6 separate regions of the Homo sapiens genome follow, and regions 1, 3, 4, 5 and 6 are each linked to region 2. A link is a loop called in an ENCODE intact Hi-C map of the cell type or tissue named here. Cell type or tissue: OCI-LY7. All regions are shown on one strand. Links, peaks and the distances in the headings refer to the core of each region. The heading gives the core; the rest is flanking DNA.

What was found. Hi-C counts contacts between places; a loop is a spot of excess contacts. Peaks named below come from ENCODE experiments on the same cell type or tissue, not always from the same donor. Only the 100,000 strongest peaks of a DNase experiment are listed, where the experiment ranks them.
Region 1: it touches region 2 in a loop (7-fold over the local background); 2 of 110 quality-filtered maps call a loop at or near these places.
Region 3: a loop joins it to region 2, with 6 times the contacts of the local background. A loop is called at or near these places in 2 of 110 quality-filtered maps.
Region 4: a loop joins it to region 2, with 8 times the contacts of the local background. A loop is called at or near these places in 10 of 110 quality-filtered maps.
Region 5: it touches region 2 in a loop (7-fold over the local background); 10 of 110 quality-filtered maps call a loop at or near these places.
Region 6: it touches region 2 in a loop (6-fold over the local background); 10 of 110 quality-filtered maps call a loop at or near these places.

Annotation. Positions count from the first base shown.
Region 1 is chr12:99,742,305-99,747,631 of GRCh38, reverse strand. All of the region lies in intron 8 of ANKS1B (ankyrin repeat and sterile alpha motif domain containing 1B), which reads left to right. Among named protein-coding and RNA genes, the nearest start is that of GARIN6, 97 kb to the right of the region's middle. In OCI-LY7, for the core only: a CTCF peak has its summit at 918; DNase peaks (open chromatin) are centred at 871, 3,041 and 3,831; H3K4me3 peaks cover 2,862 bases; H3K27ac peaks cover 5,000 bases.
Region 2 is chr12:99,390,720-99,396,046 of GRCh38, reverse strand. The region is part of intron 12 of ANKS1B (ankyrin repeat and sterile alpha motif domain containing 1B); the gene reads left to right. Among named protein-coding and RNA genes, the nearest start is that of GARIN6, 250 kb to the left of the region's middle. In OCI-LY7, for the core only: a CTCF peak has its summit at 5,070 (motif pointing right); DNase peaks (open chromatin) are centred at 2,056, 2,756, 3,406 and 3,746; H3K4me3 peaks cover 3,782 bases; H3K27ac peaks cover 5,000 bases.
Region 3 is chr12:99,597,524-99,602,850 of GRCh38, reverse strand. All of the region lies in intron 9 of ANKS1B (ankyrin repeat and sterile alpha motif domain containing 1B), which reads left to right. Among named protein-coding and RNA genes, the nearest start is that of GARIN6, 48 kb to the left of the region's middle. In OCI-LY7, for the core only: a CTCF peak has its summit at 3,861; DNase peaks (open chromatin) are centred at 2,280 and 2,950; H3K4me3 peaks cover 4,413 bases; H3K27ac peaks cover 4,957 bases.
Region 4 is chr12:99,617,482-99,622,808 of GRCh38, reverse strand. The region is part of intron 9 of ANKS1B (ankyrin repeat and sterile alpha motif domain containing 1B); the gene reads left to right. Among named protein-coding and RNA genes, the nearest start is that of GARIN6, 28 kb to the left of the region's middle. In OCI-LY7, for the core only: CTCF peaks have their summits at 2,554 and 2,753 (motif pointing right); DNase peaks (open chromatin) are centred at 2,768 and 3,258; H3K4me3 peaks cover 415 bases; H3K27ac peaks cover 1,347 bases.
Region 5 is chr12:99,041,470-99,046,796 of GRCh38, reverse strand. The region is part of intron 17 of ANKS1B (ankyrin repeat and sterile alpha motif domain containing 1B); the gene reads left to right. Among named protein-coding and RNA genes, the nearest start is that of APAF1, 400 kb to the right of the region's middle. In OCI-LY7, for the core only: CTCF peaks have their summits at 3,075 and 3,281 (motif pointing left); a DNase peak (open chromatin) is centred at 3,256.
Region 6 is chr12:99,656,185-99,661,511 of GRCh38, reverse strand. The region is part of intron 8 of ANKS1B (ankyrin repeat and sterile alpha motif domain containing 1B); the gene reads left to right. Among named protein-coding and RNA genes, the nearest start is that of GARIN6, 11 kb to the right of the region's middle. In OCI-LY7, for the core only: CTCF peaks have their summits at 2,136 and 2,340; a DNase peak (open chromatin) is centred at 2,351; H3K27ac peaks cover 2,222 bases.

The sequences.
Region 1 (5,327 bases), core at 69-5,068, 350 kb before region 2:
AAGAGGTTATAGAGACAGGGATCCAACAAGAATTTTAAATAATTGGATAAATAGTATGAAAGATATTTTATAGGCAATGGGGATCCATTAAAGATTTTTTAACAGGAAGTGAAGTGTGAAATATAGTTTGAGCAGAGGGAGAGGAAGAGACAGTTTGTGTAGAAATCAGTTAGGAAACAGTTGCATTTCTCTGGGAAAAAGGGCTGAGATGAGGATTGGGGTGGTCAGGAAGGAAACTTATGAAGGCTGAATTTACAAGACTTGGTGGCTATAGGTTGCAGGAGAGAGGGAGAAGAGAGGAAACCAGGGATCACTCTCTTCTGCAACTCAGAAAACAAGAAGGGAAACTGGCTGTGTTAGAAAGAGGATAAGTTTAGTTTCAAACATGTTAACCTTGAGGTGACTGCAAAATTCCAAGGTGGTGATGCCTAGCAGGGGGAGGTTTGAAAAAGGAGCTTGGGAAAGCTTTTAGGGCAAGAGATTTGATTGTGGAATTATAAACACAAAGGTATAAGCTTGATATATTGAAGGAGGAGAAAGGGGTTCAGACCTGAGCCTTTGAAGGGTCCCATTTTTGGGAGTGTGAAGAATATAGGGAATATGGGGTATATGAAAGAAATTAGAATAGATTATATAGCATGACTCCCAGGGATTTGTAGTTCCAGTTCCATGACACTGAATTTAGTAATTTATAGGGACTAGGCTTTATCAGACTAGAGAGAGTCTGAGGGTGAGGATTAAGGATTTAAAAAACTGCTTGAATGTGTTATGTATAGTACTCTTGCAGTCATGTTACATGTTATACAACTTGAAGTTAGAAAAAAATACACCTGTCTCAGATGCAGGCTGGATTGCTTCTGTATGTAAGACTATGCCCAGATGGGACAATACTGCCTCCTGAGGTCTGAACTGATGTGACTTTCCAATACAGTCATTTACAGCCATCCATCCCTTAGTGAGAATTTTGGGATCTAGAAGTTTATACCTCTCTCTGTCCTAGTTAATGTTACTTACTCTGTCATATTTTTTGTTGCACTGATATACTTTTGTTAATATTTGTACTTATGTCATTACAATGATTGTATAGAAGCAAGGGAATGAAGAGGTAGAAAAAATTCAGGGTAATGTAACATAACAGGAACTAAATGAGAATATTTGAGGGAAAATGACTGACTGCTGAGGCCACAAGCAATGAAAACTGCAAAAGAGTTGACATTAGGAAGTAATTGATGACATTGGTAAATGGAATTTTAATTTGAATTGGTTGATAGCCAGATTGCTAATACATGAGCATTTCATTTTTGAGTACTAAACACTTGGATAGGGACTAGAGAAAATATTTGTTACACTGAATTATTTCCTTAATTGTATCTGTGTTATTATTGATGGCACAATGAAGCCACCTAACAGTGTGTGGAAATAGCTTCTTATTCAGAAACCTTGGGGAAATAAAATTCATTCATTTGTTCATTGATATCATGATTTCATAGAATAAGCTGAGAGTTACACGGCCCTGGTTTAAACCCTAGTGTTGCTGCTCACCAGTTATGTAAACTTGGACACAAATTACTTACATAACTGAGTCTTTTTGTTATTACTGGTAGAGTGGGAATAATCAGGCTTATCTAAGAGCATATTTTTCCAACCGTATATGGCTCATGAACTCCTATTAATGTGGTTCTTTCTGTTTTTTTGAACACCATTAAATATTTAGAAAATCATTGTCTTTTATTTATGGAATGTATTTTAAAAATAAGAAAATATATATTTTAGATCAGTAGTTAAATATTGTATCATAAAATATAATTGAAGTATAATTATTAATATGAAAGGTGAATTTATATTTTCTTATATGACAAATGAAACATGGCATTTAATTTAAATCAATTAGATTTTTAAAAATAATAAAATGACAGGTTATATTTTTTGTTTTCTTAATTAAATTGTAAATTGTAATTTTACTGTTTGTTTATAGCATCAAGATACTTTCACAATCTGATGCTTACAATTTGTGCTTACAAAATAAACCATTAAAAATGATTTTAGTGCTTTTTCCCAAGTGATAAGATAGAAAATTGAGGCTGCTGTTTGTAGTTGTTTGCAAATTGCAAGCATGGAGACCCTGAATTTTCAATAAATGAGAAGCCACATGAATAAAACCACCATATTTTGCTCTTCTTAATGTTGTTTTTTGAAGTGCTTAGAGATATTTTTATATACTATTAAGGACTTCCGAGTAGATAGGATACTGTAAGCTGAAATCTGATGAAGATGAGCTTGAGACAAATTTGCCCAATGTTTACTGTTCTTATGCTTCTCATTAGTTTGTTATGTTGCAACATCAATGTTTCTTAACATCACTGTTACTTCTGTCTTTAATCATTGGTTCTTTATGCATGTGCACTTATGCACAATTACAGTGATCAGTTATGTTATGTTTCCTTATTCTCTTTGTTTATTGAATTAGATATTAGAATAGCTATTTATACTTTGAAGGTTTTTAAAACAAATTTAAGACTTTGAACATCCTGAGTCTTTTCATCAGGATCCCCTTAATAAGCATTTGTGTTTTTTTCGTTAGGATGGCTTCTTGGGCTCCTAAAGATACTACTGATTTTTTTTTTTTTTTTTTTTTTTTTTGAGACAGAGTCTCACTCTGTCACCTAGGCTGGAGTGCAGTGGCGCAATCTTGGCTCACTGCAACCTCCATCTCCCGGGTTCAAGCAATTCTCCTGCCTCAGCCTCCTGAGTAGCTGGGATTACAGGCATGTGCCACCACGCCCAGCTAATTTTTGTATTTTTAATAGAGACAGGGTTTCACCATGTTAGTCAGGCTAGTCTCAAACTTCTGACCTCAGGTGATCTGCCTGCCTCAGCCTCCCAAAGTGCTGGGATTACAGGCATGAGCCACCGCACCTGGCCTGAAGTATCTTTTTAAGTTACTGTTTTGTTTGTAACGCCTTTTCCATTTGCAGGTTTCTAATCCTTCAAAGATAGAACATTTATTCAGGCTGCTAAGGCAGTTGTATAGCTTTAATTTTAGTACTGAAGAAAGAGGAACTAAGCAGAGTAAAAAAAGAATGCCTGTAGCTGTAGTGTTATATTTGCTTGATTTCAGGATTTCCTTCAGAAGTTAATCTGAATGCAGAGGAAGAGGTGGACATAGGGACTTAAGGACAGTGTGAAGAATGCTTCAGAGCATCTGTTCTTTCTTGGGGTTTACAGTTGTAAGTGAAACTTTTAATGATGGTCTTGTACTTTAAATAAGAAACTTCTGTTGATCCAGTTCAGGGAATTTGTGCCTCACCAAATTCTATACTATTTAGTGTATATTGAAAAATATTACATTGACTTATCATGTGATTGACTCTCAAAAAGGAGAAATTAATCTATTAGTATGAATTTTTTAAGTAAGAATTAATTCACTTGAAACCTTTCCCCTTCATTTCTCCCTCTTTTGTTATTCCCAATATCTCATTTAATCTGTATGTTCCAGATATAGTCATCTTTCAGTATCTGCAGGGGGTTGGTTGCAGGAACCCAAAGGATACTGAAATCCATGGATGCTCAAGTTCCTTAGTTGACCCTTCTTGTCTGCAGACGTGGAACCCATGGATAAAGAGTGCCAGCTGTATTTTAATATCTTTCTGGTATCACCATTGGCTTTAGGCATTAATTTTTCTCATTAGGATTGTTAGAATCAACACAATTAAAGCCGAGAAAGTTATCAAGATGTATGAAGCTTTTTTCAAAACCCATTATTTAAAGATGCATCAGAACTTTAGACCTGTAAGACATAGTTCAATATGGAGAACTTTAGTTGAAATTAACACTACTCCATTTTCTAAGGCTGTTGTCTTGGGAAATTTCCACAGAATACATCTGTTAGAGACGAGCTTAGTTATTGTAGTGTTATTACTTTAGTTCATAATTTTTTATGGTTGGTGACAAATATTTCACCTGCTCTCACAGTCCCACAGGAATAGAAAACCGCAGAATAAAGTTACATATAACTTGAAAATTATTCAGCATAAAGGTACCTCTCCAGCCACATACAGATTCCTATTTGTACTGGAATAAGATTTGCTTTATTAATCCTCTCTTCCTCTCTATCCTTAAAAGATTAACGTTATGTTGTAGATTTCATTCTGAGAGAAAAGATGACTTGCCATTCCAAAATGTGGTTTTAGAAATAGACTTAGTTTTAGAAGTAACTTGTAAAAATATATTCATAATGGAGACAAAGTTATACTTAAAAATCATTTAAAAAATAGACTACATTAGATTATTGGTAAATTACATGTATGCTAAAATTAATGAAACAATAGCCATAGGAACTGAAAGGTCTTTTTCTTTAATCTCTATTTTAGGTGAACCTCTAGATTTTGTCGTGCTTGAGACAAAAGTCTTTCCCTATATCTGTAGGCTTACAATAATAGAAGTTCATTTTGTTGAGAGACCCTGATACAATTTATTATAATTAAGTATATGCATATAATAGGTTACTTAAATCAGATACTATGTGAATAATTAAGGCAGAGTTTCTGCCTGCTAGGCTATAAACTAGAGAAAGCACTTAGAGGTAGCTGATATAATATCATGAGGTCAAAATAATTTGTTATCAAGATTTCTTGGCCAGTTTAGAGAAAGGAAGATATTGATGGCCATTGCCTGGAAAAGTACAAAGTTGTGAGGATTTGCTAAAAAATAGCTTCTAACATTAGTAATTGAAATAAAAGCAACCAGAGAATAAAAACTTAAATTCTAGTGTGCATTTTTTTTTTTTTTTTTTTTGAGACAGAGTCTCCCTCTGTCACCCAGGCTGGATGGCAGTGGTGCGATCTTGGCTCACTGCAACCTCTGCCTCCCGGGTTCAAGAGATTCTCCTGCCTCAGCCTCCTGAGTAGCTGGGATTACAGTTGTGCACCACCACGCCTGGCTAATTTTTTTTTTGTATTTTTAGTAGAGACGGGGTTTCACCGTGTTGGTCAGGCTGGTCTCGAACTCCTGACCTCATGATCTGCCTGCCTTGGCCTCCCAAAGTGCTGGGATTACAGGCGTGATTCACTGCACCCAGCCAAATTCTAGTGTGCATTTTAATGTATATTTCACTTACTCTTATTTTTACTACTTTAATAAACAGTGACATACTTAGATTTAAAAATTTTGCATCTTCCATACCAGTCTTTGTTATGTTGTTTCTTAAGTCAAATTATAAAATCTAGATTTTTTAAAAAATTATATTTTTTGTGTGTGAATACTCTGCTTTGGTTTTCTTTCTTTTTAATTTTTCTGGGAATGTTTTGATATTTCAATTTTTAATGTAA
Region 2 (5,327 bases), core at 175-5,174:
CTGTAGTAGCTTTAAGATAGGGGGGCCTGTTGTAAGTCTGTACAAGGTATGCCAAGGTAGCTGACCAAGCTTATGCCGAGATAGCTGACCTTTTCTTGACTTAGAAGTATAATTTAAATTTACTGATTAATCTACATTTCATTTTATAAATGATTGCATACACAAAAAATTAATCTTGACCAAAATGGCATTTAACAGAACAAAGACTAATACATCTTCAAAAATAAATCGTATGCTGCAAAACACTTTTAAGTGAACCAATGAATTTATTATAACAGAGGGCCATTTAAAAAGTAGCTTGAATTGTGATTAAAGCTTCAACTTGTGAATCATCAAAAAAGGTTGTTAGAATTAAAAAGCTTTGGTGTTATACAGTCTGGGGAATGATATAAATAGGTTCACATTTAACTAGAAAGTTCACTCTAGTATTAATATGTAGTAGATTTGAGATGAAATGACATTGGAGAAGGGGAGAAATAGTTTCATAGCAAAGGGAAAATGTAAATTGGTTTAAGAGATACAAGGAAAGAGTAATTAACAGGTCATGGTAATTGGATGTGCAAAGATGAGGGGAAATATTTCAAGGAGGGCTCTAAAGTTTCTAGCTTAAGCTGATGAGTGAAAGGTGGATGCTCTTCCTTGAAATGTAGAATATTTGTAGGTAAGAAGAGAGGGTGAGGGATAGATTATGTAAGGCCCTAATAAGCCATTTCAGGACTTTGGCTTTAACCCAGAGTGATTTTTCTTAGAGCCTATTCAGTTCTTTCAGAAGAAAAGTCACATGATCTAACTTCTATTTTATGAGGATTAATCTGGCTATAATGTCGATCATGGATGGGGAGAGGGAACAAGGGTGGATGCAGGAAAGCCAGTTAGAAGGCAATTGTAGCATTGCAGTAAGAGAGGGAAAGCAGCTAAGATCACAGGTGAATCAGCAGAGTTAGAGAGAAATGGAGAGATGTTGGACATATTTTTAAGGCAGATCCAATGGAATTTCATGGTGGAGTGGACATGGTATATGAGAAAATGAGAAGAATTAAGGATGACTCCAAGACCTTTCTCCTTAACAACTGTAAGAATGAATTTCCTATCGTTTGACACACAAGAGATTTGGGGAAGAGAAGGTTTGGTAAACAGTGAGAAATACCAGGAGTTAATTTTGAGATGCCTACTGAATATCTGAATAGATGTGTCAAGTAGGCAGCAGAAGGTCCAGTCTGCAGGTATAGATGTGAACGTCGTCATTATACAGATGATATGCAGCGTGTGTAGAGGAAGAAGACCAATAACTGAGCTTGAGGAAGGATGGAATGAAAGGCAGCACCAGCAAGGGAAGCTGATAAGGAGCAACCTGTGAGATAGAAGGAAATCTTTTGGTGAGTGTCTTGTTCTGAAGTCAGGTGAAGAAAGTTATTAAGAAGGAAAGAGGGATCAACTCTGTCAAATATAGCTGATAAGTTAAGTAGGATGAGGACTAAGTTAGAATAGGTTCATGGATTTAACAATATTGGGGGTGGGGGGGTCACTGCTGACCTTGACAAGAGCAATTTGGTTGGAAATGATAGAGCCTCATGTGGTGGTTTTAAGGGAGAAAGGGAGGAGAGGACTTAGAGTAATGATAGACTACCCTTGAAGGAATTTCTTCACAGGGGAATTTTTAAGTTACGATGGAGGAGAAAGAGGGGATGATGAATTCTATTATTAACCAAGTGGAGAGACTGGTTTTGGACAGGAGCATGAACAGATGTTTTGGTTGTGGGTGCAAATACTGGCAGGAGATCCATGTGGTGGGAATCTGGGGAAGATCTGTTCTGATAGTTTTCAGTTTTTCTACAAAGTAGAGAGCAGCAGCTTCAATTGAAACCAAAGACAGAGAAGGAAATGTAGAGTTTGAGGAAAGAGAGAACAGTGTGAAATAGTTGTTTAGAAGAAACAGTGAGTGGACAAAGGAGGTATATGATGTGATCACCTGGCAGCATTAAAGGCCTATTTAAAGTCTGTGTTCATGCATTTAGAATTAGACTATCCAATGTGGTTCTGTGTTTTTCTCCAGCCTATGTCAGCTGGAGGATGCAGGTGCAGAGTATTTGGAGAGTTGAATTTTACATAGGTTGTGGTTTTGCTAAATTGGTATATTGAAGTGATTGAAGAGCAAGGAAATATAAATGCAAGGGAGTGTAATATTTAACCATAGACTTCAAGATGAAGAGGGAAGTGAAAGAGAACAAGGAGATAATTAACACTGAAAAATCAATAAGATCTTAGGACTGGAGATTCCAGTGGGGTCAAAGTATTGCTGGAGTCAAGGTATTAAAGAAGAGGGTTGGAATAATTGTTGGATTCAAAGAATGGGATGCACAAGGAACTAGGAATGATTATAATTATCAGCAATTGTCTTAAGACCATGGGACTGAGCAGCTGAGTTAGCCTCTCCTCCATCAACATATTCTTAAATACTGCAATTAAATCAGTACAACAATTTCCTGGAAGAAATGTTTGATACTTCTAAAGACATAACATTCACTGCGTTCATAATATTTAATCTTTCCATTTGTTTAACACATTGTAATATAGATCACCTTTATCTGAGTTCACTTCTTCTATACTTTGTCCCACTCTTCCTTGAGGTGCCAAGGCTCCTCATGTCATTCCCTGGCTGCCAAAGTCTCCCTAAGAGAGGTGTTTCATTCAAGGCCACTTCCCTAAGGGGCTCTCTCTGCACATGGCCACTATGTGTCTCATTCTCATGTGAAACCTTTGAATGACCTGAGAACCCATCTGCTAAGATATTTCAATCTCTTGGGTCCCCTTAATGGTTGCCAGTGTGTTCTTCTTTCCTCGGGTAACAGTTTTTTTTAAATAGAGGTGGTGAGGAGTGGTAGAATTCTGGATCTATGTTAAAGGTAGATCTATCTGTCTATCTATCTATCTATCTATCTATCTATCTATCATCTGTCTATCGATTGATCTATCAATCTATCTACATATATATTTGGATGAATTGGAGGTAGGATATAAGAAAATAAAAGGGACCAAAGTTGTAATTCAAAGATATTTGGTGTTTTGACCTTTGGAAAGATGGAGCTGATATTAGTGGAGATGGGGAAATCTCAGTTTTGAACATTTTAATTTGAAAATCTGTTGGATATTCAAGTAGATATGTAGAGTAGATAGTTGAGATAATGATTTTTTTTCAGTGAGGGAGGGTAGGGTGGGAGGAAGCCATGTGATAATTTTATGCTTATCAGAAGTAAAGAGTATCCGTTTTAAAAGACCGAAAAATAGCATCTCAGCCTATTGTGAGTGAATTTATGAGTTCTGAACTCTGGATAGTTGTGTTGTGAATTGCTGGGGGAAAAGAAGCTGAGCATCGCCAGTGATAACAGGTGTTCTCTATCTTTATAGAAAGCTGTGTCCAAAAAGTTGTTTCCACATGAAGAATTTTGTGCATTAGCACTTTCTCAAGGGCACCTGCTAAGCAAGTCAACTACCTTGGGTAACTAATTATCTTCAGTTTTGCTAGTAGTTTCAAACCATCACCTCCTGCAGGAGAAAACTGATGGGAGGAGAAAACCCAAAAGGAGTAAAGTGGAAAAGTGCTTCTTTCCAAGTGGGAGAAATAACAAAAACAAAAGCCTGTAAGTGCTTAGCAGCATAGGACGCTTTTCTGCAAAGGAGAGAAAACACTAGAGGAGAACTAAAATTAGAATGGAGAGGGTGGCATAGGCCTCTCACACTGATCAGGGATTGCCAGAAAGGCAAATGAAGGCCTGTGTTTTAATTAGCTCACATGGCCTGGAAATAGACCTCCTGAAGCTGAGACATCATTATTACAGCAGCCACTGGACACAGGCAGCTGAGGGAGGCTTTGGCCTCCAGCCGACAGGAAGGCCAGGAACAGGCTGCTGAGATGACCTCTCAACTCCAAGCTAAGATTCGGGGCAAGCTGATATGGAGAAAGTAAAGGGTTAGAGAGGATGATGCGAGATTACATCTTTGGGACCTGTTTTCCTAAAAATATATACATTAAATATATTAGCTGAGTTATTGGTTGGTAAGTTCAGTACTTTCAATAGACCAGGATTTTAGGTACCCTAGAGGCAAGTATTTTTATATCAAATGCTGCATATAGATGTAATGGTAAATTATATTCTTGTCACTTCTTGATAAATCATGAAATGTGTCTCCTGTACTTTTTCCTGTTTTCCTGTGGTGTCACATGATGACTTTCACCCAGTGCCTTTGTGACAAATTGCACATCAGGTAGAAGGCAAGGTACAGGTTACGAGATGCTTGATGAAGAAAAGTTGATTGCTTTTCAGCACTTAAAATTATGAAAATATATAGTTAGATAATGGGGTGATGTTAGTTAGCTAGTGCATGGGACTTGCTACTCCAAATGAAATTAGTTGATATAATACTATTGGCTTACCTAAGCAATATTAAATAAATATGTTTACTCAGGGTGTGCCATGAGAAAGTGCTGTGAGAGTATCTCAAGGGGGTGACTGATCTCATGCCAACAATGAGTGGGGCTCTGAAAGACAAAGAAGAATTAAGTAGGCCAAGGTGGGGAAGGAAGATTATTCTTTAAAGAAGGAATAGCATATTTAAAAAAATCCCTGTGGTAGAAATTAACATGAAACTGCAGGTCAGAGAGAAAGGAGAGAAATGACAGCAGTTGAAGCTGCAAAGCGAGTAAAAGCCCAATCAAACCCTTGTAGCTACCTTCAGGATTTTGGTATTTATCCTAAGAGCAATGAGAAGTCATTGATAGGTGTTTTAAACGAAGAGAGATGATCTGATTTGCATTTTACTGTCCGGTGGCTCTTATTTTCTCTGTGAACCAAGAGCAAGGCTGTCTTTGGAGAGTAACAAAAGAGGGCAAAGATGAGATATTTGAGGAGGATGGAGAAAGTTTGAATTAGCTTTTTGTTCAAACTCCTAACGAATGAATGGCTGGTACATGGGGCCGGAGAGACACACAGGAAAAGGGATAATAGGGAGTGGGCATCCCTTCCAGTATACCTGTGGCCTGCAGGTGGCATATTTAGGTCAAGACCATTCTGGCCAGAGCCTGGAGCTCTTTCTGGCTGGTCACCTCAGCTCGCCTCGCACTGGCAAAGTGGTCCCTCTGAGTCTCTGCCAGGTCGGCCATCTGTCTTTCCTAGCCTCTGCAGCGGTCACCTCTCCCCTTGCCAAGCTGGCCCCAGGGCAGTCCAGTTGGCTTTCAGACCAGCTGCCTGCTGAGGCCCCCTTCTGGAGGCTCCAGGTACCTCTGGGTCTCATTCGTAATTTAGGAATATCAGTGGGACTCAGAAAGATTT
Region 3 (5,327 bases), core at 54-5,053, 210 kb before region 2:
CTACCTGAAATCTGGGCTGTATTCTGAAATTCTTCTAGTTTCCTCTAATATCTGGCCACAACTCTCCAAAATAATATTTTTAATTTTTCTCCCACCCTTCTGGCTTGATATCATTGAAATTAAAACTGTTCTTTTCCTGAAGCCCTAAAATTAGCCAAAGCTTGATGACTTGATGTAGACTTCAGGGAAATCACCACAGCAGCTTTTGTATGAACAACCTTCATGCCTGTTGCTGTATAGATTACTCAGAAAGCTCACTTGAAAACTAAAAGCAAGAAAAAGCTGTTAGATTGCCACTGCCTGCACTGTCTTCACCTGAAGATACTTTGAGGCCAAATCTAGAAATTGTCTCAATTGGATACCCTCTGGACTCAGGAATGAGTTTATGGATTACTTCAAACATTACCTTTTGTTTTCTTTTGTTTTTATAGAAATGACTATTGTTAAATATCTGATTACTCACACCATATGGAGGACTAAGTTTGGTGGAGGCCTACCTGCAATACCACCTCCTCAAATTAGACACAACCATTATTTGTCTAATTGGACAGACATATTTTCAGGACTGAAAGACTGATTTGATGGCTTATGAGACAATCCAACAACCCAATTTTTTTACTGTTAAACTTTCTGGGGAAGTTTCAGATGGGGGAATGTTGGGCTCAGAAAATGGTACCACAAAGTATGGCACTTTAGCATGCTGAATAAGTTGAACTAAAGAAAAAGGTCACAGAAGCAAGATCTTTCTGACCTTCTCCTGCCCTTTTTATGCCTGCTCCCCTTTCTCTCCCAAGGCAGGCCATAGAAACTAGAAACCCTCTCCCCTAAAGCCAGACATAAAACCTAGAAATATTACCCTAACTTTCTCCCAGCTTTTTGTATAAGAGCTGGCCACAAAGAAATACTCTGGTCTACCTTGTCTTATAGTAGGTCACAAGACTCATTTCAGAAGGGGTCCGGACCTATACCTAGGACCAAGAACTGCTATACAGAGAGTTCAAGAAGAATAAGAACAGGAGGTCTTACTAGGTTTCCTCACTCAGTCTACCATTAGGTCATACCCTTTCTGTCCAATCTCATTTCTACACAACTGTCCATTCTTCATCGAATCTAAGTATAAAAATTGACAGTTGTCCCTTGGGTCTCTGAATCTTCATTTCTGAAGGGTATTGTGTCATGCAAAACTTTGATTAAATAAACCTGTTATGCTTTTCTCTTGTTATCTTGTCTTTTATTATAAGAGTGTTGACCGTGATCCTTATGATGAGTGAAGAAAGATTTTACACCTTTTCTGTCCTTACAGGATGCATTATTTTTTGTGTAAAGCCAATTATATATGCAAAATAGCACAAAAGGCAATCTCTTACTCTTCCTGCTTTCTCTTGATACATTAAAATAATCAGATACTTTGAAAATTAATCTAAAGCTACAATGTCATCTGTTTTTTTCCAGGCAATGTTAAAATTTGAGATAAAATAGTTATTAAAGCAAAGATAGTAAGGAAATCTCATATATGAAAACAAAACTATATTGGTAAGAAAGAGGTGAAAATTTTAGTTAGAAAAATTTACACAGGTTAAAAATTTGTTAAAATCTTCGTAGGCAGAAATAAAAGGCAGATGTATATTTTGGAGTCTTTGTCATCCTCATCTATTGAGACCTACTGGACACCGGTATCCCAGTAAGATATTAAATGCTGACTCCATCCACAGAACTTAAAATCTTGTTAGAGGCATATAACATATACAGAAAGCAAATATATGCAAGACAGCATTTACTGAGTTCCAAATTTTACAATTATGGCAGAAATATTGAAGATGCATTATGACTACTATCTGGCATGGTCCCAGCAAATTTCTATGAAATTTGTATTTTGAAAGTAGAAGGAGGAAAGGGAAGACTTTCTGGGTAGAATAAGTGATGTGAGAAGGTAGGAAGGAATTTGTAGGTCTTATAGAAAGCAATACATAGCTCATTTACATTGGATCAAAACATTTTGTACTTGGAAAACAAAAGAGATAAAAATAGTGTTGGAGATGTAGGTAGGAACCACAGTTTAGAAGGAGGTAGAATTCCTTCTATTTTCTCAAGTTGCAGTTTAGATTAGATTAAGAAAACCTGCTTAGAAGCAATTTTTGACCCAGTTAAGTTTTGAAATCCCTCCTGAGCTAACTGTGTGTCTTGGCAGGCGTGATTGATGTCTTTTGGGAGCTAATGGCTGAGGCATTGTTTCTCAGAGCTGGATTCTCTGGCCTGGAACGACATGTCTATGAATAGTGATTTGATGACCACGGAAGCACCTGCTTGTCAAAGCCTCAGGCTCTGCAGTCTTCCTGTAGCTTTTCTCAGTCACTGCCTGGTGCTCTGTTTTCAACATTTATTTAGTGTACCCTGTGGTCTCATGAAGATGATAATCTCTTTCTTCCCTTCGCAGCGGCATAAAAGTCCTGCAGTTATGTGATGTGGTATTGTAGAAGAAATGATGTAGAGCTTGAGTAGTCACGGGATGAAAAAGTTTTAAGGACCACTGGGGTAGGGTAATTTTTCATCATTAGTTCCCTAGAGGGTTAATATTAGTAATAATTTTTTCCCAAAGCCTTTTAAGATTAACAGTTCTTTTCAGCATTTATGAGGTCCCTAGCACCAGGACCCTGAGTATGTATAATCACATGTAAATAGAACACTAAATGCTCTATTTTTTTTTCTGAGCTGACTTTAATAAGATAATTTTCCAAAATGGTACAGGCAGTGTCTAAAGAAAATGAGATAATTAGATACAGTCTAGGTGGCTAAAATTCACCAATGAACAAATTGAAACATTCATGGCAGCATAAAAATTCTGAAGAGACTGCCTTGGAACTCACTGGGACCAGCAATAAAAGCAGTTTCTACTAACACTGACTTATTTGATACTTTCAACTATACTCATGGCCAGTGATTCCTAAATCTAGATCTCTAAATTTTCAAATTTAGATGTATACATTTAAGTTCTAAATCCTTTTGTACTCCAGACTTTCATATCAATTTATCTACCAGAATCTCAATTTGGATGCCATGCAGACACCTCTAGATTTGCATGTCCAAAGCCAGGTTCATCCTTGCCTTTAGTACCTCCTATGGTATTTCCTATTCACAGTTATCCCCACTATCCACCCAGTTGCCCAAAACTGTAAATTTAGGAGTTATCCTAAATTTCTCCTTGTTCTTTTCTCTATATTTCATCCATAATGGCCAAATTTATATCTTATCCATCTCTTCTTTTTATTCCTGAATAATTATTAAGGGTTTCAATAATCTCTTGCCTTCTACTGATCTCTCTTCACTATTAACTCTGTAGTGATTTTTTTCTAACAGGCAAATATCACAATATAATGCTGCAAATCAAAACATGTCAATTTTACCTGTCACCTACAGAATACAATTTAAACATGTCTGTAGCCAATCTAGTCATCATCATCTGGTCCCTGCTGACCTGCTAGCCTCTTTTAGTTTCTTCTATTTTACCCCTCCCACCTGCCACATTTCTCATGACCTTTACTCCTTTGTGTATTTTCCAATTCTACCAACATGGACTCCCCTATCACTGTTGTGATAGACTGAAAAATGCCCCCAAAGAAATCAGATGTAATTCTTGGTACCAGTAAATGTTACCTTACTTGGAAAAAGGGTCTTTGCAGATATTAAGTTAAGGATCTTGAGATGGGAGATTGTCCTGGATTATCTAGGTGGGCCCTAAGTGCAATCACATGTATCCTTATAAGAAGGAGACAGAGGGAGATCTTTACAGACATGGAGAAATTTCAAGATGCTAGACTTAAAAATTGTGCAATATGATTACAAGCCAGGGGATGCTGGCAGTCACCAGAAGCTGAAAAAAGGCAAGGAATGAAATTTCCCCTAGAGCCTCTGGAGGGAGCGTGGCCCACCCAACACCTTGATTTTGGCCCAGCGATATTGATTTCAGACTCTGGCATCCCAAACTATGAACTGCAATAGCTTCTGTTGTTTTAAGTAACAAGTTTATGGTATTTTGTTACAGCAGCCATAGGAAACTAATACAACAGTTGTTTCTGTTATTTCCGTGTATGCTTCTTTTTATCACATATATTTTTGCCCCCAATCTGGAATGCTTCTCCTCTGTTTCTCTGTCTGGAAAATTCTTGTTAATTTTCAGAGCACACTCTGTGAAACTTTTTCTGACTCTCTCTGGCAAGTCGGCCCTCTGTCCCATTGTGCCTGCTATGTTTATTTTAACATCTGTATGTTTATAGTAGTGGTATAAGTGGCAGTAAAGCTGCCTCAGTGGTTATGAATATGGGCCACTTGAATCGGTTAGAGGTGGGTCAAGTAGCCTTGTGCAAGTTGTGTCTCTAAGCCTGTTTCCATATCTGTAGAATGAGGATAGTAACGGTATCTATCTTGTAGTTTTGTTGTGAGGATTGAAAGAGATAATCTAAGTAAAAATGATAGCTTGCAAATAGAATGTGTTCAATAAATGTTAGCTGCTTTTACGGTACTGTATTTTCATTGTATTTATGACTGTCTCTTCACTGGACAATGAGCTCTTTGAAGGAAGGAGGAATTCTTGTAATACCCAGTGCCTGGCTACTATTAAGTCACTATTCCCTTACCTGGAGCTCCCACAATGCCTATTCCTGTGTTCATTCATCCTTCAAAAAAATGTTACATCATATTTTTATCTATATGTTTTATCTAATGTGGCAATGTATTAGCTCTCATCTCCAGACTGGAGTTCTGATGGATACAAGACTCAGATGGTAATTCTCTACTTCTTGGTAGGGCCTTAAGAATATTTTCAACTTTGTATATAATTCAAGAGGTCAGCATTTTCTCACCCCTATTTCAGTTTTTACTGGGTTCAGAGGTAGGCCATCTGAGAGACTTAAAAAATAATTTAACACTTGGTTTAAGGAAAATGACTATGTATACAGCTCATTTACATGGCTTTGCAATCATAGAGGTCAAGAGGTATAGAATTATTCCATATTTAATAGAAGTGTTAGGATTGCTGAGTGCTAGAGATCCTTTCATGTGCCTTGATCTCCATTTTATAGGCGCCATTCGATGTTTTTGAAAGTCCATTTGATATTTTTGGTATTTTTATTATAGAAACCATTTGATATAGGATTAACTGATTTGATAATAAACATTTTATCTATGAGAAAATCAGTAAAAATCATCATCAGAAAAGTCTATTGTCATTAAAATCACCTTTTGGACATTCTGCTAAAATAATAATGTTCATTTCTTTTCCCTGAGGACACTTAAATGCAGCATTACTTTGTACTTTATTCTATTGCAAATGT
Region 4 (5,327 bases), core at 214-5,213, 230 kb before region 2:
TAGAATTTAGGTGTGAATCCACCTGGTCCAGGGCTTTTTTGGTGGGTAAGTTTTTTCTTACTGATTCAGTTTTGGAACTTCATATTGTTCTGTTTAGGGTTTCAGTTTCTTCCTGATTCAATTTTGGGAGGTTGTGTGTTTCTAGGAATTTGTCAGTTTCCTCTAGATTTTCTAGTTTATGTGCATACACCTGTATGCACATAACTGTTCATAACAGTCTCTGAGGATCTTTTGTATTTCTGTGGGATCAGTTGTATGTCACCTTTGTCATTTCTCATTGTGTTCTTCTCTTTGTTTTTGTTAATCTGTTTAGCAGTATATTGATTTTTTTATCCTTTATCCTTTACAAAAACAATTTTTGGTTTCATTGATTATTTTTATGACTTTTGGGGTCTCACTTTTATTTCATTCTGTTCTGATTTTAGTTATTTCTTGTTTTCTGCTACCTTTGAGGTTAGCTTGTTCTTGTTTTGTAGTTCCTCTTGGTGTGATATTACATTGTTAATTTGAGATCTTTTTAACTTTTTGAAGTAGGCAATTAGTGCTATAAACTTTCCTACTAACAGTGCTTTTGCTGCATCCCAGAGATTTTGGTATGTTGTGTCTGTTTTTATTTCAGGAAAATTTTTTGATTTCTGCTTTTTGTTATTTACCCAAAAGTAATTCAGCAGAAAGTTATTTAATTTTCATGTAATTGTGTGGTTTTAAGAGATCATTATAATAATTTTTATTTTTGTTCCACTCTGGTCCATGGGTATGGTTGGTATGATTTCAAATTTTTGTTTTTATTGATATTTGCCTTCTGGTCAAGCATGTGGTTGATCTTGGAGTAAGTTCCATGTGTAGACAGGTAGAATGTATATTCTGTGGTTCATGGGTGGAGTATTCTTTAGAAGCATATTAGATCCAATTAGTCAAGTGTCAAATTGAAGTCCAGAATTTCTTTGTTTTCTGCCTCAATGATCTGTCTAATGCTGTCAGTGGGATATTGAAGTCCTCCACTATTTTCATTGTGTGGCTGTCTAAGTCTTTTTGTAGCTCTAGAAATACTTGTTTTATGAATCCAGATGCTTCAATGTTGGGTGTGTATATATCTAGGATAGTTAAGTCTTCTCATGAATTGAACCCTTTATCACTATGTAATGCCCTTCTTTCTCCTTTTCTACTGTTGTTGGTTTAAAGTCTTTTTTATTTGATATAAAGACAGTGACCCTTGCTCTTTTTCATTTTCTGTTTGCATGGTAGATCTTTCTCTAACCCTTTACCTTGAGCTTATGGGTGGTGTTATGTGTAAGATGTCTCTCTTGAAGATAGCAGACAGATGGGTCTTGTTTTTTTTTTTTTTTTCCAATTTGCCTCTCTGTGATTTTAAGTGGGGGGTATTTAGACAATATATATTCAATACTAATATTGGTATGTGAGGTTTGGATCTTATTGTGAAATAATTAGCTGGTTGCTTTGTAGTTTCTATTGTGTGCTTGCTTTTTAGGGTCTAAAGGCTATGTACCTTAGTGTGCTTTTGTGGTAGCAGGTATTGTTCTTTCATTTCCATGTTTAGAACTTCCTTAAGGATGTCTTGTAAGGTTGGTCTAGTGGTAATAAATTCCATTAGTGCTTGCTTGTCTGGAAGAGGTTTTATTTCTTTTTTGCTTATGAAGCTTAGTATGGCAGGATATTAAATTCTTGGTTGGAATTTCTTTTCTTTAAGAATGTTGAAAATAGGCCTGTATCTCTACTGGCTTGTAAGGTTTCAACTGAAATGTCTATGTTAGCTTGATGGGGTTCCCTTTGTATGTGATCTGACTATTTGCCTTTAAGATTTTTTCTTTAGTGTTGACTTTGGACAGGCTGGTGACTATATGCCTTGATGATGTTCATTTTGTATAGTATCTTGCAGGTGTTCTCTGGGTTTCTTCTATCCAGATGTCTACCTCTCTAGCAAGATTAGGGTAATTTTCTTGAGTTATTCCCTTAAATATGTTTTCACATTGTTTACTTTTTCTCTTTCTCTCTCATCAATGCCAATAATTCATGGGTTTGGTCACTTTACATAATCTTATCTTTCTTGAAGACTTTGTTCATTTTTTAAAATTCTCTTTTCTTTGTTTTTGTCTAACTGGGTTAGTGCAAAAGACCAGTCTTCAGGCTCTGAAATTCTTTCTTCAGCTTGGTCGAGTCAATTGGTGAAGCTTTCAATTGTATTTTGAAATTTTCTCTTGAAAGTATTTCAATTCCTTTCAATTTCAAATTTCTCAATTCCAAATGCTCTGATTGATTTCTTTTAAAGATGTTTATCTATTCCTCCATTTTTTGGATTGCTTTAGAAGTTTATTTGTGTTGATTTTCAACTTTGTTTTGGATTTTGTTGAGCTTCTTTGCAATCAATGCTTTAAATTCTTTATCTGTCACTTTTGAGTTTCCATTTTGGCTAGGGACCATTGCTGGAGAGCTAGTGTGATCCTTTGGTGGTGTCACTACATTCAGATTTTTCATGGTGCCAGAATCTTTCTCATCTGGAGATGCTGGCACTTCAAATTTTTGTAATTATTCTCATGCATCTAGGATTTTCTCTTCTTTTTTTCTCTGTAATATTATTTTCAAAATGTCCTTTTCCCTTTCCCATCTCCCTAAGGGGTGTGACTGTAGAGAATACTGGGTAGGGTGTTTTGGCTTTGCTTCTACAGCCCTGTGCTCTTCTGTTGGCAGGGTTTATATTGGGCTGTGCAGTTCAACCTACAAGCCAGTAGATGGCGCTTATAGGTAACAGCCAGCTGAGGCCACCGTAGCTGGGTGTATACTTGATCCCTGTTTACTGGGAGAAGCTCTCTTTTGTCTTAGGCAATGGGTGAATGTGTGGAGTGCACAGTGGTCTGAGCTCCCTCCTCAGCTCTAGAGGGGTAAGATAGATGGTACTGGAACAGGCAGGTCTGCCAACAGGTCCTCCAATGGCAGGCACAGGTACCAGTGCCAAGCAAGAATCCAGTGGGTGGCCTCCAAGCACCCAGAAATGGGCCTAGGTGTGGAGTTGGGAAACCTCCTCAGCCCCAAGTTCTCTGCAGGGGGATGAGGGCAGCCTAAACTCCTAATCTAGGAGAATAGGTTCTCAGAATGCCTAGAAATCTGCCTGGGCATGAAGCAGAGGGCCTCCTGCACCAGGATCTGTGCACAGGAAGCACAGAACATGTCAGTCTGCTGATCTCGGTGAGCAGGTATCCTTTATGTCTGGAGACCTGCCTGGACGTGAGTAGAGAGAGCCGTGCTGCACCACAATCTATGCCCAGGAAGGGTGGGAAGGTTCAGGCTGCTGAACCAGGTGAATGCCTGGAGATCTGCCTGGGTGTGAAGCAGAGAGAGCCTCCTGTACCCAGATCTATGCGCAGGAAGACTAGGGTGTCTCAGGCTGCTGTTTCATGTGAATCGGTGCTCTAAATGCCTGGAGGTCTGGCCACATTAGGAATAGAGAGGGCCCCACTGTATCTAAGTCTATGCACAGGAAGGGTAGGGTGGCTCAGGCTGCTGATTCAGGTGAGTGAGGGGGTGCTCTGAATACCTGGAAATCTGCCTGGGCATGGTGTGGAGAGGGTCCTGATGCATCATGATCTATACTCATGAAGGGTGGGGTGGCTCAGGCTGTGGGTCCATGTGAGGGTGTGCTCTGAATGCCTGAATTTCTGCCTGGGTATGAGGCAGAGAGGGTCCTGCTGCACCATGAACTCAGGGGAGCAGGCTGGAGCACCCAACAATGGCACACACACAGCAGGTCACCAAGCCAGCCCTGTCTGCAAGTATCATCACCCAGGAGAAACTGCAGCTGTAGCAGCTCTCCTTCTACCACAGGGTTGTGACAGGGTAGAGTACAATTCCAGTGCCGACTACTGAGGTGCTTTTCACAGCTCTGGTTATGGAGATTCCTAGCCTGTTCCAGAGCAGCCATTCCAATCTCCGGCCTGAGACTAAAATGCCTGCATGGCTATGCTGCTGAGTCACAAAGAAAAGCTTGACTTAGTATGCACTCGAATTAAAAACAGAATCCTGCTCTCAGTCCTGGGTCTGGGAAAATGTCTGCAGTATTTCCTGGTGTCTTGCGCTCACAATGTCTCTAAGCCCCTTCCCAAGTTATTTCCAAGGCTTGGGAGAAACAAAGTGCTCTTTCTCAGTTGGGGTTGCTCCAATCCTCAGTGGAAAGATGAGTTACAGTGGGAAGTTCTCTGCCTCTCTCACATACTGGGGCTTCACTCATTTTTGTCAGCCAGATGCTGTCATGGAAGCTGTTGGCCAGCATTCTCCTCCCAGGGATCTTGGGTGTCCTTCACGAATGCTGAGGATTCCCATTTTCCTTCTTGAATTAAAGTCCCCAGAGTTGATTTTTATGCACTATTTTTATGCTACTTCCAAGTTACTGAGGCGTGCTAAAAGCCTCTAATCAACCCTGTTGGGGAAAAAACGCAGTATAGAGATTTTAAGATGTTGATTCTTTCAATCCATGAACATGGAATGGTTTTCCATTTGGTTATGTCATCTATAATTTCTTTCAGCAGTGTTTTGTCCTTATACATACAAAAGCTTTTAAAGGTGATGGAAACAGTGCTGGGGAAAAGAAATGGATGACAGACTAGACTGTGTAGTAAATGGAGGCCTCCCTGGGAAGGTGATGTTTGAGTTGATACCTAATGACAGGAAGGGGTCAGCCATCAGAAAATCTCTATTAGGCAGAAAGAAGCACAAATGAAGCCAAAGGAGCTGCCCTAGAGTGAGTTATGGAAAGCATTAGGGATTGAGGTCAAAGAGGTGGTTAGGAGCTAAATTGTATTGGACTTTGTACATCTAGGTAAAGAGTTCTGACTTATTTCAATTCAAAAGAGAGGCTATTGGAGGATTTTAAACAAATATTGATGTGATTTAATTTACATTAAAAATCACTCAGTATATGCCTACCTGATTGTATTAAGTGTGTATCTATGTTTATGTATATTTGTTTTGCTTTGTTTTGTTTTTTTTTTTAAATCTTACTTTAAGTTCTGGGATACATGTGCAGAAAGTGCAGGTTTGTTTCATAGGTAGACATGTGCCATGGTGGTTTGCTGCACCTATCAACCCATCATCTAGGTTTTAAGCCCTGCATGCATTAGGTATTTGTCCTCATGCTCTCCCTCCCTTTTTCCCCCAACCCCTGAAAGGCCCCAGTGTGTGATGTTCCCCTCCCCAGGTCCATGTGTTCTCATTGTTCAACTCCCATTTATGAGTGAGAACATGTGTGGTGTTTGGTTTTCTGTTCCTGTGTTAGTTTGCTGAGAATGATGGTTTCCAGCTTCATCCATGTCCCTGCA
Region 5 (5,327 bases), core at 280-5,279, 350 kb after region 2:
TCGCTCTGTTGCCCAGGCTGGAGTGCAGTGGCACAATCTCTGCAATCTCTGCTCACTGCAAGCTCCACCTCCTGGGTTCACACCATTCTTCTGCCTCAGCCTTCCAAGTAGCTGGGACTACAGGTGCCCACCACCTTACTCAGCTAATTTTTTGTATTTTTAGTAGAGACGGGGTTTCAGCGTGTTAGCCAGGATGGTCTCCATCTCCTGACCTTGTGATCCGCCTGCCTCGGCCTCCCAAAGTGCTGGGATTACAGGCATGAGCCACCGCACCCGGCCAGACTTGGGTCTTTCTTATATTTTCTGTCTCTATTAAACATGCTGTTTCCTCCAACTTGTGGAACATATGGAATACAGTTACAGTTACTGGTTTAATATCTTTGTCTTCTAATTGTAACACCTGTGTCAGTTTAGGTTTGGGTTTTATTGATTTTTCTCCTTGCTGTTTTTTTGCATGTCTGGTAATTTTTATTACACGCCAGACATTATGAATTTTACCTTGTTGGATGCTGGATTTTTTTTTTATTCCTACAGATATTTTTGGGTATTGCTCTGGGATACAGGAAAATTCTTTGAATAGTCTTTGATCTTTCAGGTCTTGCTTTTAAGGTTAGGCAAGGCAGAGTATTGTTTAGTCTATTGACAATACTTCCCCACCACGAGGGCAATACCCTTCTGAGTACTTGACCAATGCTCTTTGAATTTCAGGGCTTCCCAATTTGAATAGTTTTCAAATCTCAGTTTTACCAGTCCAGTTTGAACTTTAAAGACTATTCCTACTCATCTTTTCAGCTGGTTTTTCATTTGATTTTATACCATTTCCTCACATGCATGTACTGATCAGAACTCCCTGCTCTCTAATACTCTGCCTGGCAAACTCTAGCCACGCTAGTCTACCTGGATTCTCTGCTTCATCTTTTCTATTTAAGGAGTCTTGCAGACTCCTTCTGAATTCTTCCTTTCTGCTGCATGGCCTAGAAATTCTCTCAGGGGCAATTGCAGGCAAATGCAACTCATTTTGTTTGTTTTCCATCTCTCAGGGATCACTGTCCTTCAATGCCTCATGCCCGTTGCCTTGAAAACCATTGTTTAATATATTCATCTGGACTTTTAGTTGTGTCCATTGGAAAGATAAATCTAGCCCCCGTTATTCCATCTTGGCCAGAAGCAAGAGTTCATGCTACTTATGTTAATCCCTGTAGGTGAGGGCCCCATATCTAAAACAATTGAATTGAAATCTTTCGTGTTGGCACCTGGGTATCAGGAGGTCTTAAAAGCTCCTCAAGTGATTTTCATGTGCAGCCTGTTTTGCAAACTACTGCAACCAGTGGTTAGAGGGAGTCACTAAAGGATTTTAATAAGCGGAATGACCTGATCAGAAGCAGTAGATAGGGACCAGCAGCAGACACACTTAAGAAGGAAGAGCTGGCTGTGAGGGAAGAAGGAGCTGACTCAGCCAGTTCTGCTACACAGCTATTTCTAGCCATGAATGTATTAGGTGGGGCAGCAAAAAAAATTAATTTTTTAAAAAACACATGTGCCTCCATAGAACCTGAGGGTATCTACTGAATTAGAAGTTCATAAATATAGTAAATTTTTGTAATTATAACCCATGTATCAAGAAGAGAGTAGATTACAGTCAGTTTTCAAAGGAGGCAAGGGCAAATATAATACATTTCAGAAATGCTTTTCAACAGTGGCTAAAGCTGCTTCCGTTTGACCCTTAAAAGACTAAGCTTCCATTATTTGAAAATTTTACTTACTGTTTATAAAGCAAAGAGTAGGACATACAGTGTGTGTGTCAGGGTTTCAAATGTGCCCTCTCTTCTTTCATCTTTAGCTTGGAATCAGGTCACTTGACTTTGAATCTTATATCCGCCCCTCGGTATGTTGACCTTAAAAAAAGTCACTTACCCCCTCTGGGACTCAGTTTCTCATTTGTAAATAGAGGATAAAAAATACCTGCCCTGCTGGCTTCATGGGTTTCCTGTGAGACTCAAAATCAAATAAGAGCTTTCTATGATCCATCCCTTTCTCTTCTCCTCCTATTTTATTTGTCTTTTGCCTCTCTATGTTTTTTGTACTTCCCCAGATCCCTCCCCCAGAGTTACGCTGGGAGCTGGTCCCTTGGAGCCTATTTTCACAGCTTAGTTGCCATCTGCTTCTCCCAGCCAGAACTTACCTTGGGTGCATAGATAGCCCTGCTTGATATGCTAACTCTAGTTCCAGGATTTACTGCTCAGATGCTGTCCTCCCTCATTCCCATCTCCAACCCCATTCACCTGCCCTGGACTCTCAGCTTCCCAGTATGCCCAGGAGATAACATTTTCCCCTACCAGCCTTGTCCAAACCCTCATGGCTTACTCCTGCTGAAAGTCTTTCCGCTCCTGGACTTTGTAAATGTGAGAGGGAAAGACTCTCTCAGCTTTGTGTAACAACTGTCAGGGTGAATTAGCTTTTTTTCCCTGTATTTTGCCCACTTACCTTTTTTCCTGTATCTTGCTAATTTGGCATGAAGATTTTTGTTCTTTAAAGTATTTTCTTGAGATATTTAGGGCAGAGCCTGTTGCTAAAAAAAAAAAATTTTAATCCAGCTATATTTCTGTTAAAGTATGGTAAACTGCCTCTGTGCTTCCAAGAGCTTTGAGAGGGGAAATATTCTAGTAGATTATTATATAGTATAGAAAATACAAAAGCAAAAGTACTCCATATTCACAAATACATACACGAAATGCAAATAAACACTGTTCATGCCACTGTAGTGGAGAAATACTTTTGGTCTTAAGAGAAGATCTCAGATAATACTGAAAAGATAAACCTCTGCTCTCTTAAGACAGATGAAAGGAAAGCCAGATAGATTTTTTTTACCTGGAGAAAAACTATTGAGAATTTTGAAAACTAACATACACGGTGCCATGGCAGAGATTGATCATAAAGATTCAAAGTAAATTATAATGGTTAACACTATCACTGAGGTAGGTGTATAAGATTCGTATAAGCCATCATGGTGTATAAGCCATTACAGAAATAATTAGATGCTAGAGAAGAGAAGTAATAATGAGTTAGGTGATTTTATAGCTTGGGATTTATATCTGTTCTAAAGATGTCTTAGGGTGGCTTAGAGTTTTAGTTTACCTATTTTTGTAAAGAAATGTATTATGCTAAATTGGAAATCAGTGGTCTGAAAATCTTTTTGAACTTAAGGAAAGAGCTATTACCTTGAGCCTCAGAAAGCACACAAATTCTTTGCTTACAAGCCTTATGCCTGGCACCCTGCTGCCATCTGGTGGCAGCATACCTGAAGTCCAGGGCAAGTTACTGAACCCTAAAGCAATTTCTTAAATGCAGAAACTAACTGCAAAACAGAAATTATTCACTGCCAGTTTTGTATTAATCCCTGCTTCTGGAATTAATCTATAAATGAGTCAAGAGAGTTTTATTTTTGTAGATATTCAGGCAAACACTACATTCAAATAACATATAACTAAAACTATTTAACAAAATGGGGAAAACCCTCTACTGTGTATTCCACAAATTAGATTAATTTGAATAACAGTGTCCTTTTAAATATGCATATATTCTCTAGGAGAGTATTTTTTACCTTTTTATATGTTTTATGGAATAGCTACCTTAAAACATGACTATGATCTTTTTTAAAAAAATACTGCATAGAGTTGTGGGGATAAAAATATAAGTATTTTAGTCTTTACCCTCAAAAAATTTCCAGATTAATGCGGAAGACAACCATCTACATGAGTGGTATGGAGAGAAATATTAGGGGTAAACCCAGTATGAAAGTGGGTATCTATATCCCAAATGGGAACACAAGGTCTTCTCCTAATTAGGTGGTAGAAGTAGGCAGCAGAACAGGTAGAATGGAGAATCCAAAGAGTAAATGGCAGGCAGCCGTGGCTAAAAGCAGTCTTCCAAGATTTAGAAGACTGGTTGTAGAATCTCTGCTTTTCTAAAAGCACTTTGGTCAAGTCACTTAAACTTCTCTAAGCTTCAATTTCCTTGCCTCTGAAATTTGGATAATAGCATTATATCTGTCTGCTAGATATTGTTGTCAGGATTCAATAAGATAATCTAATAAAGCATTTTATACAATGCTTTGCAAATAGCATTCAATTTTTTGCTTAAAGGAGGGCAAATGGAGGGGCAGCTTCCAAGTTCCTAAGATTTATGGGAAGCATTATCAGTTATCCATTGCCTCAACAATGCTATGGAACAAGCTGTCTGAAAATGAAGTGGCTTAAAGCGATAGACATTTGTTTAGCTGAGCTTACAGTTTGTGGGTCAGCGATTTAGGCTGGGCTTGGCTGCAAATTTCTTCTGATCTCATCTGGCTCCCTCACATCTGGCAGTTGGCTCTAGTCTTCTGGCATATGAGAGTTGACTGACCTGGGGTGGTCTCAGCTGAAACAGCTGGGACTCCCTGTGCCCCACTCTCTAGTATGCTATCGCAGACATGTCTTCATAACAAAGAAAGAAACAAACAAACAAAAATGAGCAAGCGCTTTTTTACACCTCTACTTACATCACATCTGCCAACACTTGGCCAAAGGAAGCTATATGGAAAACTCAAAATCAGCTTGGGAGGGGAGGATATAGTTCACCTCTCAATAGGAGCAACTGCAAAATCACACGGTAAATAGCTTGAGAGTAGGGAAGGGTGAAGAAATGGGACCATTACTGCAATCAGTGCACCCCAGAGATTTTGGGGGGGTTGTTTTATTTTGGTGTTTTATGGGTTTTTTTGTTTTATTTTGTTTTGTTTTGTTTTGTTGTTGTTGTTTCGAGACAGGGTCTCACTTGTCACCCAGGCTAGAGTGCAGTGGTGCAATCAAGTTTCACTGCATCCTCAACCTTCCAGGCTCAGGCAGTGCTCCCTTCTCAGCCTCCCAAGTAGCTGGGACTAGGCGCACACCACCACACCTGACTAATTTATTTTTATTATTTGTAGAGACGGTGTTTCCTTATGTTACCTAGGCTTGTTGTGAACTCCTGGGCTCAAGTGATCCTCCTATGTAGGCATCCCAAAGTGCTGGGATTACAGGCATGAGTCAATGTGCCTGGCCCACAAAGGTTTTAATTAGAGAAAAGAAGAGAGATTTTAGAATTATGGATGATCTTATTATTGTTTGTAAGCCCCCACTCAAAATATGTGAAATCAAAACCATCTCAGAAAATCTAAGATGATCAATGGGGGCTCACCGGGGGGAAAAAAATGACCTGGATAGGGTACCATGCAAGGAGGCCTAAATGTATGGAAAACTGGGGGACAGGAACCCCAACCAATATTCAGTAATTGGAGAATGATAGATGAT
Region 6 (5,327 bases), core at 238-5,237, 270 kb before region 2:
TGCTTATTCTCATGGTCCAATAACAAGATGCAGACCAACTGGGAAAGAAGAGAATTTACTTCTGTAAACGGGTACAGGGAGAAGGCCAGGGAAAATATTGCCAGACCAACTCAAAATTACAAAGTTTTCCAGAGCTTATATACCTTCTAAGCTGTATGTCTACATGTAAGTGTGCATTCATCTAAAGACATAAGTGATTAACTTCTTCTCATCTATACCTAAGGTCTGAGTCCTGAAGACCTTCCTCTGGAGCTTCAGTAAATTTACTCAATCTAGATGGATCCAGGTGCCAGGGGTGATTACGCTTATCTTGTCTCCTGCTAAATCATGAAGATTTGGGAGTTCCTTTAGACCTCAATAAAACTTGTTTGTGGAGGTCTGGGGAGTTCCTTCAGACCCCCAGTAAAACCTGTTTAATACTAAACGGGTTCTGTTAAGAATTCCTTTGTTATTTCATCATGCTTCAAGGCCCTGGAAAGGCCTAGGCAAAACTCTTGGTGGGCTTTCGTTACATTCCAGCCTTCGTATAAGGGCACTGGCTCTATCAGCTTTAAATATTTAATTTAACCACTCAGTCAGTGCTGAAACAGTTGTCATGGAGGCCTTCCTGTTCAGCTGTTAGTGAGACCTGGCCTGCCAGATTAGTGGTGGGATACAGAGGGAGGTAGGGGCAGATCATGCATAGCCTTTTGGATCATATTAAGAATTTTGAACTTTATCAGAAGAACATGAAAAGCTATTGAAGGTTTTAAGGAAGAGGAAAACATGATCACATTCTCATATGAAAAAACATTTCTCTGATCACTGTGAACAGGTTAAAGACAACATTGGCAATACTTAGAAAGTTTAGGCCAGGCACGGTGGCCCATGCTTGTAATCTCAGCACATTGGGAGGCCAAGGCAGGTGGATCACCTGAAGTCAGGAGTTCAAGACCAGCTTGGCCAACATGGTGAAACCCCATCTCTACTAAAAAAATACAAAAAATTAGGTGTGATGGTGGGCACCTCTAATCCCAGCTACTTGGGAGGCTGAGGCAGGAGAATCACTTGAACCTGGGAGGTGGAGGCTGCAGTGAGCAGAGATTGTGCCACTGCACTGCAGCCTGGACAACAGAGTGAGACTCCACCTCAAAAAAAAAAAAAAAAAAGAAAAAGAAAAAGAAAGATAAAGGTAGGCATACTCTTTGGTGTATACAATTTCTCATTTATGAATTTATCGTGAGAAAGTCATCAGGCAAGTAGAGTAAGTATTACAAAGTCTGGAAGTACACCCACTGAATGTGGGACCGAGGCTAGGAAAGCTTCACTCTTTCATGTATAATTTTTCATTATGAATGATTTGTTTTACAATAAGCATGTATTACTTTAAATTTCATTGAAAAATCTATAAAGCAATTTTACTTTAGAACTAAACAAAGGCAAAAAGGCGTGTGGCAATGCTATAAAGTAGTCTAGATTGCTAACTCATTCCAGATTGTTGCCTTTTGCTTTGATTGCCATCTCTGATATTGCCTCTTTCCTGGATTCTGCCTTTTGGCCTGGTCCCTTTGCATTGACAATCTTGAACATTTGTTGTCCCCTTGAAGAGTTCTAGTAATTAAGGAGGTGGCTTCCATGGTGTGGTAGAAAGACAATAGGACCTAGATTTAGAGGGCTTGGATTATAATCTGGACTGATTTGTAGTATGATCTTGCAAATCGAGTAACATTTTGAGCATCAGTTTTTTTCACTTGTAAAATAGGGATAATTCTTACTCTATTTTATTGGGCTATTCTCTATCTGAAAGCATTTTATAAATTATGAAGCACCGTTATATATAGTTGTCATATAATTTACACATACACACATGCACACACACAGACACACAAACACACACGAACACACACTGCCTCACAGGGAAATCCCATTTCTTCAATGTTAGACTAATATAATTATTCTCAAAAGTGTTTTTCTTTGATTGAGCTCAAGTTTGTCTCCCTACAGTATATTATTGTGACTGTTTTTCAATTTGCAACAACATAGAATTGGTCCAGTCTTTCTTTATTACCGTGTAATAACCAAGAAAGCTAATGGGTTCAAACTGTATAGATTTAGGTCTATTTTTTTTTATAGTAGAATTTTCACATCTTTCTGGAACTTCAGGAACAGAGTTTGTTCTCCAGTAAAAAGTTTGAACAGCATTTGGAATAAATGAAACCATCTGAGGTTAAGTGTGTTCCGCTGGCTTCTTCCCATATATAATTGAAGATTATATGTAGCTTGATAAAATATTTTCCTTCAAATCTTTAACTGTAAAGAAATGAAGTTAAAAATTATGGTTTTACACAGCCAATTTATATGCTGTCTTTAGGGGGCAGTGCTAAACCACTGATAAGTTTCTTCATTTCTGCAAAGCTACTTGTAATAGTTAATATAAAATAAAGCTAAAATGGCAATCTTGATATTTGTGATACAATTATACACACCCCTTAATATTAGTAAAATTTTCTAGGTAGTCAAATGAAAATAATAATTTGAAGCTCATTTATTCAGTGATTCATTCAATAAATATTTATTGTTTCATTATGCACAACACATTGTAGGAGATACAATGTGAATAAGGCAATGTTTTCTTTCAAATAACTTACTTCACAAGGGTAAATAAGCCACACTTGTGTCTGTGTAGTATATTTGCACAAGCACACTGTGTGTGTGTACACAACTCTTTTATGGTAAAAAATAAAATAGCAGTACTTATTGATTTTTTATGTGCCAGTCTCTGTCAAGCAATTAATTTGATCTTCATACAGCCCTGCAAGTGGAAATGATTACACTATTTTTTCAGATAGGGAAACTAAGGATTAATAAGATTATGTGATTTGCTCAAAATCACAAAGCTTGGAAGTGGTAGAGCTAGGATTTAAACATATATCTGTTTGAGTTAAAAGCCAATGCTCTTTGCCACTATAGCATCTATCAACTCAAGGTGAATGTGAAATACCAAATGCAAACATTTGCACAAAGAGAGACAAGCAGAAGAACATGATATCATGCATGCTTGTGGGAAATCTGGAAAATTTTAGGTAAGGGATGAAATCTGAACTCTATTTTGAATCAGTGGGATTATAAGAAAATAATAAACATGATAGTTAATACTTATTGAAGCTGTATGTGTCAGGCACTTTATATTTATTACCTCATTTAGTCATCAGGAAAAAGCCCTGAGAGAGGTTCCACTGTATTGTTTTCCATTGCATAGATAAGGCAAGAGAGGCTGACAATGGTCTTATCTGCTGAAAATCATACGGCTAGTGAGGCGGGTATTTGGAACTTGAATTCAGGACTGTCTAATTTTAGAGCCCAAGCCCTTAACCACTACAATACGCTGTGCAGACAAGTAAGGTGAAAGAAAGAATAAAAGCATAGAGCATGATTAGGCAAGGGTAAACAATTCCACCTGGTTATAATCTGAGGTGAGTATAGTGAAAAAGTAAAAGGGCTAAAAAATCATTTGACTATAGAACTCTGAAGCCAGATTAAGGAATTTGGATATCATTTGCTGTGAAATGGGAAGTAATTGGAGCTTTATGAGCAGGGAAGAGAGATAAGCTTTTTTTTTTTTTTTTTTTTTTTTTGAGGGAGGAGAAAGAGATAGAGGAAGTTCCCTGTGTGATTGGATTAAATCATTGTAGCACCATTAACAAAATAGAAAAGAATGGATTAATCTAAAATGTTGATAATTCTTGGCCAACTATGAGGTGGTTTATAGTATGTGCCGCATCAATGTTGATGGTCAAACTGTTAGCTGATCATGAGCTGGTAAAGGAGATACCTTTTTGATCATTTTATTTATTCCTGTGAACAACTTTATCATATATATATATATACTCTTTCAGATTAAGATTTTAAATTTCCCAAGATTTTTTATTTTACTCAAAGGATCTGTAGGGTCAAAAATCCCTGTGATAATCACCTTCTATTATTGATTTGAGAAGTGTGTATTTATGAAAGCATGGGCTGCTATGTATCAAATTGCAGAAATTTTCACTCCCTGTCACAGAAGGCAAAATGCTCTCAGGACTTTACTCGTGTAACAGAAACGTATTCACCAAATATACCTCTTTTATTTAAACTGCAATTATTTACATCAGTGTGGTTTTTCAGTATATTGTCTTCCACAGGTTATTGTACCAAAGGAGTGGTCACAGAATGTAGTGGTGAGGGGAGAGTAGGTTTTGCAGCCCCCTAGTCTGGGTTAGAATCCTTTTTCTGCCACTTGCCAGCTTCGTGACCTTGGGTTTTACTTGGCCTCTCTGTCCCTTAGTTTCCTCATTTATAAAGTGAGAGGAAAAATATTTGCCTCAAATGGCTGTTGTGTGAATTAAAATAGTTAACAGACAATAGGCCAGTGATACTCCAAGTCACATAGTAAGTTCTCAGTCTAACAGTTGTTATTATTATTGTATTTTATAGACAGCAACTGATTGGGGGACAACTTAATTTCATTGCTTCTTAGTTACTGACAAGTGATCAAGGGGAAGTTAAAATGTGAATGCAGAAAACAAATTCTTTTAAATAGGAGGAAAAATAAAATCTTATATTCTATTTTTAAAAGGAACAATTTTGGGGGGAGGATGCTATTTACAATCCAATATGTAGAATATATTTACTTGCTTTAGTAATCATGATCTATCAATGTTGTGCTGAACGCTACATTCAGAGGACCTTTAGACAATTTAGTGTATTTCTTTTTATTTATGCATATACATCTTTTTTTTTAAATTGAGTCTGCTAAGTATTCAGCAGGCTCTTAGAGTGAAGTTTTTCCTCAGTTTCTGCAAATTTTCATGCTTTATTTCTTTGACCCTCCCATCTCTACTCTTAATTTTTGGAGCTCCTTTTGTTCAGATGTTAGAGGTCTTGGTTTGACCCCTAGTTTTCTCCACTTTTAAATTCTGTTCATCTTTTGGGAAATTTTCTCAGATTTTTCTTACTCTTGTATTGGATTTTATGTATTTTGTAACTTTCTGTTCTTGTTTCATGGCTATAAATATCTTCTCTCTGAGGATACTATTTATAACTTTTTTCTCTATATTTATTTTGGTGTCTGTTAAGAGGTTTTTCTCAAATATATGATTCTTGTGAGTGGAACTTGTTGAGAGGTTGGCTTCACAGTAGAGATTGATACATAGATCCCACCATTTTCCTGCTTATTTATAGACCTTTTTTCTTAGGAGGTCTGTTTCTACAGGGAGGAGTATTCTAGTTGTTTATCTGGGAATATAAACCGTGCTGCCATGTTGTCTAATGCAAATATGGTAAGGCACGGGGTAGGTTATGAATCTTCA